4 separate regions of the Homo sapiens genome follow, and all the other regions are linked to region 4. Evidence: read pairs that join two places in POLR2A ChIA-PET (ENCODE). Cell type or tissue: GM12878. All regions are shown on one strand. Region 1 overlaps KLHDC10 (kelch domain containing 10). Region 2 has its middle 5.7 kb from the start of KLHDC10. Region 3 has its middle 7.4 kb from the start of ZC3HC1. Region 4 overlaps TMEM209 (transmembrane protein 209).

Region 1 (2,500 bases), 62 kb before region 4:
TTGTGTGTGTGGTGGCAGGAACAAAAGAGCTACAGGAGGAAGAACACCAAAGTTACCTGCAGGATATTGGTGTGTTTTGTTTTAATCTGGTAGAGGATTAAAATGACAGAAACCATAATTGTAAATTTAGAAATCATTCTCCTGGCAAAAACAGAATGTCCCTTTAGTCCCTTTATTCTGAGTCCCCTTGGGTCTTTGCTAACGCAAAGATGATACTTCATTTTTCTCTGCTTTGCTGCATGCTTGAACTGTCTTCAGCAGCAGTGGTATACTGGGTAGACTGTAGTTCATGGAACTCAATATTATTATACACAGTATTTAGTGAATTCCATAAATATGTATTGAATACGTCATATATGCCTAGCAATGAACTATGTGATAGAGCCCATATAGTGGAATTAGATCTTTTTCTGCAGAACTTTGTAGTATAGGCTATGTATCCCTTATCTGAAATGCTTGGGACCAGAAGTGTTTCACATTTCAAAATTTTTTTTTGAATATTTGCATTGTACTTAGCATACCAAATCCAAAACTTTGAAATCCAACATGTTCCAGTGAGCATTTCCTTTAAGCATCATTGTTGGTGCGCAAAAAGTCTAATTCGGATTTTGAATTAGACTTCAGATTTTCAGATTTGGCACGCTCAGCTACTAGTTAGATGTCAGTGGTTTGAGCTATCTTATGAGATCATTAAAGCAGATATGTGTAGCTTCTCAGATATTCTGGGTTTATGTGGGAACAAATTGCAGGTAGCCATTTGTGAACAGAACTTGTGCTTCTCCTTCCTCAGTTGTGCTGCATGGAAACAACCTGTTAGTATTTGGAGGTACGGGCATCCCATTTGGAGAGAGCAACGGCAATGACGTCCATGTGTGTAATGTGAAGTATAAGAGATGGGCTTTGCTCAGCTGTCGGGGGAAGAAACCCAGTCGTATATATGGACAGGTACCAATCTGTGGCCAGTCATGGTGTATTTGTTCATATTTTTCTAGTCTGGGGATGGTGTTAGAATATTTGTAATTGTTACCATTTTATTTTAATGGAGAAGAGTTCTTTGTGGTTAGTACTTGATTTTTTAGTTCTGATATGAAATTATAATTTGCAAATCTGGTTACTTGCTGTGTTCTTTTCTTTTCTCTTCCTTTCTTTTCTTTTTTTTTCACTTTCTGTTTCTAATTCAATTTAGGTCAGGATGTAGACCTGTATGGAAGTTCCTTTAAATGTTAGAACCCCACCTCCACCTCTACCCTCACCCCCCGTGAGAGATTGGGCTTCACTATGGTCTGGGTCCTGGTCATTTTTAGAGTGATTCTTGAGTAGATGAGAAAGCACTTGGTGAAGAAACTTTTACATGGATCTGAGCTAAAACATACATTATGTAGAGATTAGTTTAGGTTCCAGCGCTTCAAACCTTAGGTCTGAAAAGTTATATCCAGAAAGATAGGGAGCAACCCACCATACATCAGAGACTCTTTGAGAGTTTAAGCTTAAAACAACCAAGCTTTGACTTCTTTCTTGACTCGCTGGCATTAGTACTGATAAACAGCTTCTGAGCTTAACTTCAAAGGAGCACATACTGGATAACTTTGTTGCTTCCACAGGAGGCATTTAAACTTAAGAAGTGGCCATAACAATAGCTGAAACTTTCATTGAAAAGGGTCCAGTGGAAAACATCAGGTTCCTTGAACTGCTAACTAGGGTTTCTACTTAGCAGATTGTGGTGGCTTATTTTCATATCTGCTGCTTCTTGAGAGCATTTTTCTTCAGACTGCTTATAAAGAGAAGCAGCTTTCAATGGAAATGCTTATGCCCATGGGCTAGAAATTATTTGATCAGCCAGGACCCTTAAGAATCATCTTGGGAGGTAGGACTTCCTTTCCAGTTGAGTAAAGCTTCACCTTTCTAAAGGTGTTTTCCAGGTTCTTAAAATAATCTCTGGGTTCTCTAAAATCTTTATTCTTTTAAGAGTCTGATACATTAAAAGATTAAAATACAAGAGAATTTCATAAAACCTGATTTGGAGGTATCTGGTAAGTTTACATTCTTTAATCAAGTGTTAACAAGTCGGTCTTATTCACCTTTCCTTGTTATCCAGGCTATGGCCATCATCAATGGCTCCCTTTATGTCTTTGGAGGTACAACCGGCTATATTTACAGCACAGACCTGCACAAGTTAGATCTCAATACCAGAGAGTGGACACAACTGAAACCAAACAACCTATCCTGTGATCTACCAGAAGAGAGGTGAGGTTCTAGGATTCAAGCATATTTATTCTTTCGTGCTAACATTTGACCTCTTTCAGAGTGTTGGCAATATGAAGAAAACCCTTTGGCCCCAGTTAGAATAACTAACTGGCTGTTGGATGTTAGATCTCAGGTAAATAGTAAAGAAAGGTCTATAGTAAAAAAAGTTCTTCTGGTGAGGAAATAATATTTCCTTCTAAACTACAGAATTTTTTTCCATGTCATTTCCTCTTATACTTTAGTCTCTCTGCATTAG
Region 2 (2,500 bases), 120 kb before region 4:
CCTGACTTCAAATGATCCACCCGCCTTGGCCTCCCAAAGTGCTGAGATTACAGGTGTGAGCCACCATGCCCGGTCCCTTTTCTTCTTCTTCTTCTTCTTCTTTTTTTTTTTTTTTTTTGAGACACTGCACTCTGTCGCCAAGCCTGGAGTGCAGTGGCATGAACACAGCTCACTACAGTCTCAACTGCTCCAGCTTAGGTGACCCTTCTATCTCAGCCTCCAGAGCAGCGTCTGGGACCACAGGCGGGCACCACCATGCCCAGCTAATTTTTGTATTTTTTTTTTTGCAGTGATAGGGTTTCACCTGTTGTGTAGGCTGGTCTCAAACTCCTGGCTTCAAACAACACACCCACTTTTGCCTCCTAAAGTGCTGGGATTGCAGGCATGGGCTGCCCCAACCTGTCAAACTTTCTGAACCTACTGTACAAGTATATCCTCAGATTCACTCAGATCTTGACGAATTATCTTTCCTGTTTAGAGAAATCCCAAGCCTACCCTTAATTTTTTTTGAAAGGAAAGATCGTTCATATGCTGAAGACAACTTCAACTTTGCTTTTATTTATTTGGACTCTGAATGATTTTAACATCTTTTGTTTGATTTTTTCTGTTTTTTAAAAAACTTTATTGATTTTTGAGACAAGGTCTTGCTCTGTCACCCAGGCTGGAGTGCAGCCATGAGATCATAGCTCACTGCAGCCTGGAGCTCCTGGGCTCAGGGATCCTCCTACCTCCTCCTCCCATGTAGCTGGGACTATAGGCATGGGCTACCATGCCTGGCTAATTTGCATTTTTTTTTGTAGAAACGGGGGTCTCACAGCTGGGCACAGTGGCTCATGCCTGTAATCCCAGCACTTTGGGAGGCCGAGGCGGGTGGATTGCGAGGTCAGGAGTTCAAAACCAGCCTGGCCAAGATGGTGAAACCCCGTCTCTGAGGGCAGAGGTTGCAGTGAGTGAGATTGCGCCATGCACTCCAGCCTGGACGGAGTGAAACTCCATCTCAGAAAAAAAAAAAAAAAAAAGAAAGAAACGGGGGTCTCACTATATTGCCCAGGCTGGTCTTGAACTGGGCTCAAGTGATCCTCCTACCTCAGCCTCCCAAAGGACTGGGATTATAGACATGAGCCACTGCACCTGGCCTTAAACTTACATTTTAAACTTCCAGTGTGCTGATTTGGGGCTTAGCAGTCTTTTTTTTTTTTTTTTTCTTGAGACGGAGTCTCACTGTGTTGCCCAGGCTGGAGTGCAGTGGCACTATCTCAGCTCGCTGCAACCTCTGCCCCCCCGGTTCAAGTGATTCTCCTGCCTCAGCCTCCCGAGTAGCTAGAATTACAGGTGTCAGCCACTGCACCTGGCTAATTTTTCTATTTTTAGTAGAGACGGGGTTTCGCCATCTTGGCCAGGCTAGTCTTGAACTCCTGACCTCATGATCAACCCACCTCGGCCTCCCAAAGTGTTGGGATTACAGGTGTGAGCCACTGCGCCTGGCCTCATTTTTTTTTTGGAGAGATCTTTGCTAATTGTTTTCACCAATGGTGAAAAAAGAATGGTTGCAGATTTTATTTATTTATTTACTTTAAAAATTTATTTATTTATTTATCTGAGATAGAGTCTTGCTTTGTCACCCAGGCTGGAGTGCAATGGTGTGATCTCGGCTCACTGCAACCTCTGCCTCCTGGGTTCAAGTGATTCTCCTGCCTCAGCCTCCCGAGTAGCTGGGATTTGGGATTACAGGCGTGTACCACCATACCCGGCTAACTTCTTTTTTTACTTTTAGTAGAGAGAGGGTCTCACCATGTTGGCCAGGCTGCTTTCAAACTCCTGGCCTCAGGTGATCCACCTGCCTTGTCCTTCCAAAGTGCTAGGATGACAGGCGTGAGCCACTGAGCCTGGCCCTGGTTGTAGGCTTCAAAAAAAAGGAATAACAATGTACGCCAGATGTAGTGGCTCACCTCTTTAATCCCAGCACTTTGGGAGACTGAGGTGGGCGGATCCCTTGAAGTCAGAAGTTTGAGACCAGCCTGGCCAACATGGTGAAACCTTGTCTCTACTAAAAGTACAAAAAAGGTTAGCCAGGTGTGGTGGTACACACCTGTAATCCCAGGTACTTGGGAAGCTGAGGCAGAAGAATTACTTAAACCTGGGAGGTGGAGGTTGCAGTGAGCCAAGATCGTGCCACTGCACCCCAGCCTGGGCAATGCAGAGAGTCAAAAAAAAAAAAAAGAAAGAAAGAAAGAAAAAAGAAACAGTGAAACGCCATCTCTGTTAAAAATAAACAAAATTGGCCGGGCATGGTCATGCATGCCTGTGACCAGCTACTTGGGAGGTTGAAGTGAGAGGATGGCTTGAGCCCAGGAGGTCAAGGCTGCAGTAAGCCAAGATTGCATCACGCACTCCAGCCTGGGTGACAGATGAAACCTTGTCTCAAAAAACAAATAAAAACCAAACCAAAATAAAACCCACAAAAAATAATGTATAGAGCTCTCTAAGACATATTTTATAA
Region 3 (2,500 bases), 120 kb before region 4:
ATATTATATATAATATTATATAATTATATATAATATTATATATTAATATATAATTATATATAATATTTATTATATATAATTATATATAATATATAAATATATTAATATATAATTTATAATATATAAATATATTAATATATAATTTATAATATATAAATATATTAATATATAATTTATAATATATAAATATATTAATATATAATTTATAATATATAAATATATTAATATATAATTTATAATATATAAATATATTAATATATAATTTATAATATATAAACATATATAATATATAAATATATTTTATATATTATATATTATAAATATATATTATATATTTATAATATATATATTTATATTTATAAATATATATATTTATAATATATATATTTATATTATAAATATATATATTTATAATATATAATATATATTTATATATTTAAATATATATTTATATTTAAATACATATTTATATATAAATATATTAATATATTAAAAATATATTAATATATTTAAATATATATTTATATATTATAAATATATATATATAATTTATTTATTTATTTTGAGACAGAGTCTCGCTTTGTTGCCCTAGCTGGAGTGCAATGGGGCAATCTCAGCTCACTGCAACCTCCACCTTCTGGGTTCAAGTGATTGTCCTGCCTCAACCTCCCAAGTAGCTGGGATTACAGGTGCCTGCCACCACTCCCGTTTAATTTTTGTATTTTTCAGTAGAGGCAGGGTTTCGCCATGTTTACCAGACTAGTCTTGAGCTCCTGACCTCAGATGATCCGCCCACCTTGGCCTCCCAAAGTGCTGGAATTACAGGCATGAGCCACCAAGCCTAGCCTAGAAAAAATATATATGTATATATATTTTTGAGATGCCTGCCTCGGCCTCCCAAAGTGCTGGTATTACAGGCGTGAGGCACTGCACCCAGCCTTGAAAATATTTTTTTAATGGATGGTTACATCAGTATTGAACATGTACCGGCTTTTTTCCTTGTTGTTCTTTTAACAATACAGTATAACAACTATTTATATAGCATTTACATTGTATCAGGTATTATAAATAATCTAGAGATGACTTAACTGATACACATATGGAAGTATGTGTATAGGTTATATGCAAATTTTATGTAATGGACTTGAGCATCTGTAGATGTTGGTATTGAAGAGGAGTCCTGAACTAATCCCCTGAGGATATACAGCGACAACTATATGTATATTGATGTAATAGATATTTATTTATTTATATCTATTATGTATAATGTATATATATATATATATATATAGTGTGTGTGTGTGTGTGTGTGTGTGTGTGTGTGTGATATTTCAGTTTTTTTCCCCTTAATACTCCAGCATCTGGCATATAGTAGATGTTCCGAATATGTCAATTTTTTTTTTTGAGAGAGAGTCCTTGCTCCGTTGCCAGGCCGGAGTGCAGTGGTGCGATCTCGGCTCACTGCAACCTCTGCCTCCCGGGTTCAAGTGATTCTCCTGCCTCAGCCTCCCGAGTAGCTGGGACTACAGGTGCATGCCACCACGCCCAGCTAATTTTTGTATTTTTAGTAGAGACGGGGTTTCACCATGTTGGCCAGGATGGTCTCGATCATTAGACCTCATGATCTGCCCGCCTTGGCCTCCCAGAGTGCTGGGATTACAGGTGTCAGCCACCATGCCCAGCCAGAAGATGTCAATTTTAAGACAGGAATCAATAAACACTTGGAAAATTTCCAAGTTTCAGATAGTCACTTGCCCAGTGTGATGTGAAGAAAAGAGTTTTGGAGAGAGAGATGGTCTCTTATTCTGCTTCCATCACTAGCCATGTGGCCTTGGGGTCAAATAACTTCTGGATATGAGATTAAATGAAAGAATGTATATGAAAATGTTTGATACGTAGTAGGTTCTTGGTAAGTGCTAGTTTTCTTCCTAAGCATTTTAGTGACCATTACCTCACCTTCTTTCAGGAAGGAAGAACTAATCTCCCCAGCCGCTGGGCATACCAGCAGCAGGAAGCCCTACTGTCCTTGGCTGTCATCTCCTTTGATAGCTACTTCATTGAAGGAAGCCCTTTCTCCTGAGGTCACCTCCACTCCCTTCCTCAGGGCATCCAGTAACTAATCCAGACAGTTATAAAAGGCCCAGCTCCGTGTCCCAACTCAGGACAATGCTAAAGGGCCATCCAGCCTCAGGGTTTCCTGGAGGGTCTCCCTTGAGACTGCATCATAGCCCAGCTCCTCCCCCTGCCCAGATCAGCTTCCTTCCCGTCCTTTTGACCCCAAGAATCCTCCCCAAAAACCTCCTGCATGCTAATCTCCCTCTCAGGAGCTGCTTATCCATTTTGTTTATCCTGGGGAAGTAGACAGTTCTGCCGATTGCTCCAGCTGTCAGACTGTCTTTATTGTATGTATGGTGTTTTGTTTTGTTTTGTTTTGTTTTGAGGCGGAGTCTCACTCTGTCTGTCACCAGGCTAGAGTGCAGTGGCGGGATCTCAGCTCACT
Region 4 (2,500 bases):
AACAAGTGGCACTAATATTGTCTCATTGATCCACTAGAAGAAATAAGGTACAGATTTTGGATACATAATTCCCAAGTAGCTGTCAAATAATTACTTTCTTTTTTACAAGCAACTCTAAGAATTTTTTTTACTATCTTATAGTTGAATATTAAAAGAATCATAAAGTATAGTGAAAGAGAATGAAAGTAATAGCTACCCGAAATCAAGAGATGGTTAAATAAATATGCCACTGGAGTGTAAATTAACTAACTTACATTCCTTTTTTTTTTTCGAGATGGAGTTTCGCTCTTGTTGCCCAGGCTGGAGTGCAATGGCGCAATCTCAGCTCACTGCAACCTCCACTTCCCAAGTTCAAAGGATTCTCCTGCCTCAGCCTCCTGAGTAGCTGGGATTACAGGCACCTGCCACCACGCCCAGTTAATTTTTTGTATTTTTAGTAGAGACGGGGTTTCACCATGTTGGCCAGGCTGGTCTTGAACTCCTGACCTCAGGTGATCCGCCTGCCTCAGCCTCCCAAAGTGCTGAGATTACAGGCGTGAGCCACTGCGCCTGGCAACTAAATTACATTCTTAAATAACATGTTTTTATTTTTTTTCCTGAAAAAAAAATATAAAACTTTTAGCTATATGTTAAATTTTTCTTAAAATTTTCTGATTATTATGTTTAGCTAAAAGGATAATCTTCAGTTTACATTTGTAGGGTAACTATTCACACATTTATTAATGTAGTGTTTATATTGGTTTGCAATCAGTAAGATAGTTTTTCAAACTAACATAACTGCCTAACTCTCAGCAGGCTCACCCAATTCCCTAACCATGTGGAAAAACAGAGACTTATTACATTTGAAACTGGCTTTTGAATATTACAATATTACTTTAGGACTGGGACTTTCAAATGCCTTTTCCATGGCTAATATAAAACTAATGCTGGGATGTGAAAAGACTAAGGATACATCCCATCTGGTTTGTGTGTTATTATTTTGTGTATGTGTTTGTAGCAACTTCAATTACCACTTCTGTTTCCATGCTTTTGTTTATCCATAAAATAAAAGGATGAAAAAATGTTTCCAATGAAATACAATATTATAAACAACTGAAACAAAAACCTTCTGGGAACTTAAAAGATTTCTTGTAATCCATGTAAGGAAGCAAATTTTGATATACTGGCAAGACTTGAACTGAATTCACATGAAGCTATTTATAGGCTTTATCCCACTGAGTGTGACTATTCATATGTTTTTCTGCAGAAGTATTAATGTGGTTGATTACTGAGTGTTAACTAGACTCTGGTGTTATAAATTATACGGTACAGGTATACATGTATTGCTTAAAAAAATCCAAAAACTCTAAATTTTATAGCACATGGTCACCTAGGGACTTCAGATGAGGAAATGTATTTGTATTTCTTCTAAGTAGCTAATACTCTGTCTGACTAAGACTTCATATTTTAAACATGTTAGCATTTTTAGACTAGCCTATAACAGAAACTACAACAAACTCCAGTTTCAGGAGATGATTTGACTCATTCATCCTTCCAACATTTACTACATGCATCTTAATTTGCCAGCTGTGACAAATGGTACAAAAGAGTACAGCTGTACTCTTTGGCTGTAACAAAATTACCTAACGTGTCCCAGAGAGAGGTCTAGGCCCCACCCTTATAAATTCTAATTGAGTAAGTCTAGGATTGGGTTCAGGAATTATCCATAAAATGCCATCCAGGTTTCTGTTTCAATAAAGTAGGCTACCATTTTTTGCCCCTCTATTTTGATGCCCTATTTAAATAAGAGTAAAAGGATAAAAAATGAGCACAAGTGATTTCAAAATAGTTCTAGAAGATGCAGAGTGGATGGATGAATGTTGAAGGATGAAACAACAGAAGTAGTAGCCCCTTCAGAGCTAAGTGGAGCTCCGTATAGTGGAAGGGGAAGTCCATATGCCTAACAGAACCCAGAACACACAGGTACTAGAGAAGGTGGGAGGAAGACGTGGAGTTGGAAATAGGGAACTCACTCACTCTGTATATGGAAAAGTTGGCCCAAGATTAGAGGGTTCTTCTCTAGAAAAACAGAAATCATAATCTACTTTGAAATAGCTTCAAGCATATGTTGTCTTATCTCTCTAACTCTTTAAGTTTTCTGAGGGCAAGGACCTCATTTTTGTTTCCCCTCACAATTCTAGGTAAATAAAAGGCTCCAATAGAAAAGCTCTTTGGAAAATAAAACTGAGAACTGAAAAGGGAGGATCTCAATAACTAAACATATTATTCCTTTATCTTCTCAAAACATAACAATTCACTAAATATGGAGGAAGAAAAAAATCTCATGAAAATAAATACCATATAGTAACAGTCATGTTTATCCTTATATATGTACCATTCATACTGTACCTTTATAACTAATATTCTAATTTATAATGAACTCTAAATGATATTCTAATAACATGCTTTGCATATTAAGAGGCACTAATATTGTCCAAAGAGTAATGTCAGAACTTACATT

Evidence for each region. ChIA-PET counts read pairs that join two places held together with the same protein. Peaks named below come from ENCODE experiments on the same cell type or tissue, not always from the same donor. Only the 100,000 strongest peaks of a DNase experiment are listed, where the experiment ranks them.
Region 1: POLR2A ChIA-PET joins it to region 4 with 5 read pairs; 6 of 35 experiments call an interaction of 5 or more read pairs at or near these places.
Region 2: POLR2A ChIA-PET joins it to region 4 with 6 read pairs; 4 of 35 experiments call an interaction of 5 or more read pairs at or near these places.
Region 3: POLR2A ChIA-PET joins it to region 4 with 5 read pairs; 2 of 35 experiments call an interaction of 5 or more read pairs at or near these places.

What each region holds. Positions count from the first base shown.
Region 1 is chr7:130,119,959-130,122,458 of GRCh38, forward strand. KLHDC10 (kelch domain containing 10) reads left to right here. Exons shown (of 10, transcript NM_014997.4): 4 at 791-945; 5 at 2,096-2,244. Among named protein-coding and RNA genes, the nearest start is that of LINC03008, 21 kb to the right of the region's middle. In GM12878, no CTCF peak of the experiment used is centred here; no DNase peak of the experiment used is centred here.
Region 2 is chr7:130,063,626-130,066,125 of GRCh38, forward strand. No RefSeq gene overlaps it. Among named protein-coding and RNA genes, the nearest start is that of KLHDC10, 5.7 kb to the right of the region's middle. In GM12878, no CTCF peak of the experiment used is centred here; no DNase peak of the experiment used is centred here.
Region 3 is chr7:130,057,553-130,060,052 of GRCh38, forward strand. No RefSeq gene overlaps it. Among named protein-coding and RNA genes, the nearest start is that of ZC3HC1, 7.4 kb to the left of the region's middle. In GM12878, no CTCF peak of the experiment used is centred here; no DNase peak of the experiment used is centred here.
Region 4 is chr7:130,181,687-130,184,186 of GRCh38, forward strand. TMEM209 (transmembrane protein 209) reads right to left here. Exons shown (of 15, transcript NM_032842.4): 8 at 2,498-2,500; 9 at 1-33. Among named protein-coding and RNA genes, the nearest start is that of TMEM209, 22 kb to the right of the region's middle. RefSeq lists an enhancer at 1,348-1,467. In GM12878, no CTCF peak of the experiment used is centred here; a DNase peak (open chromatin) is centred at 1,495.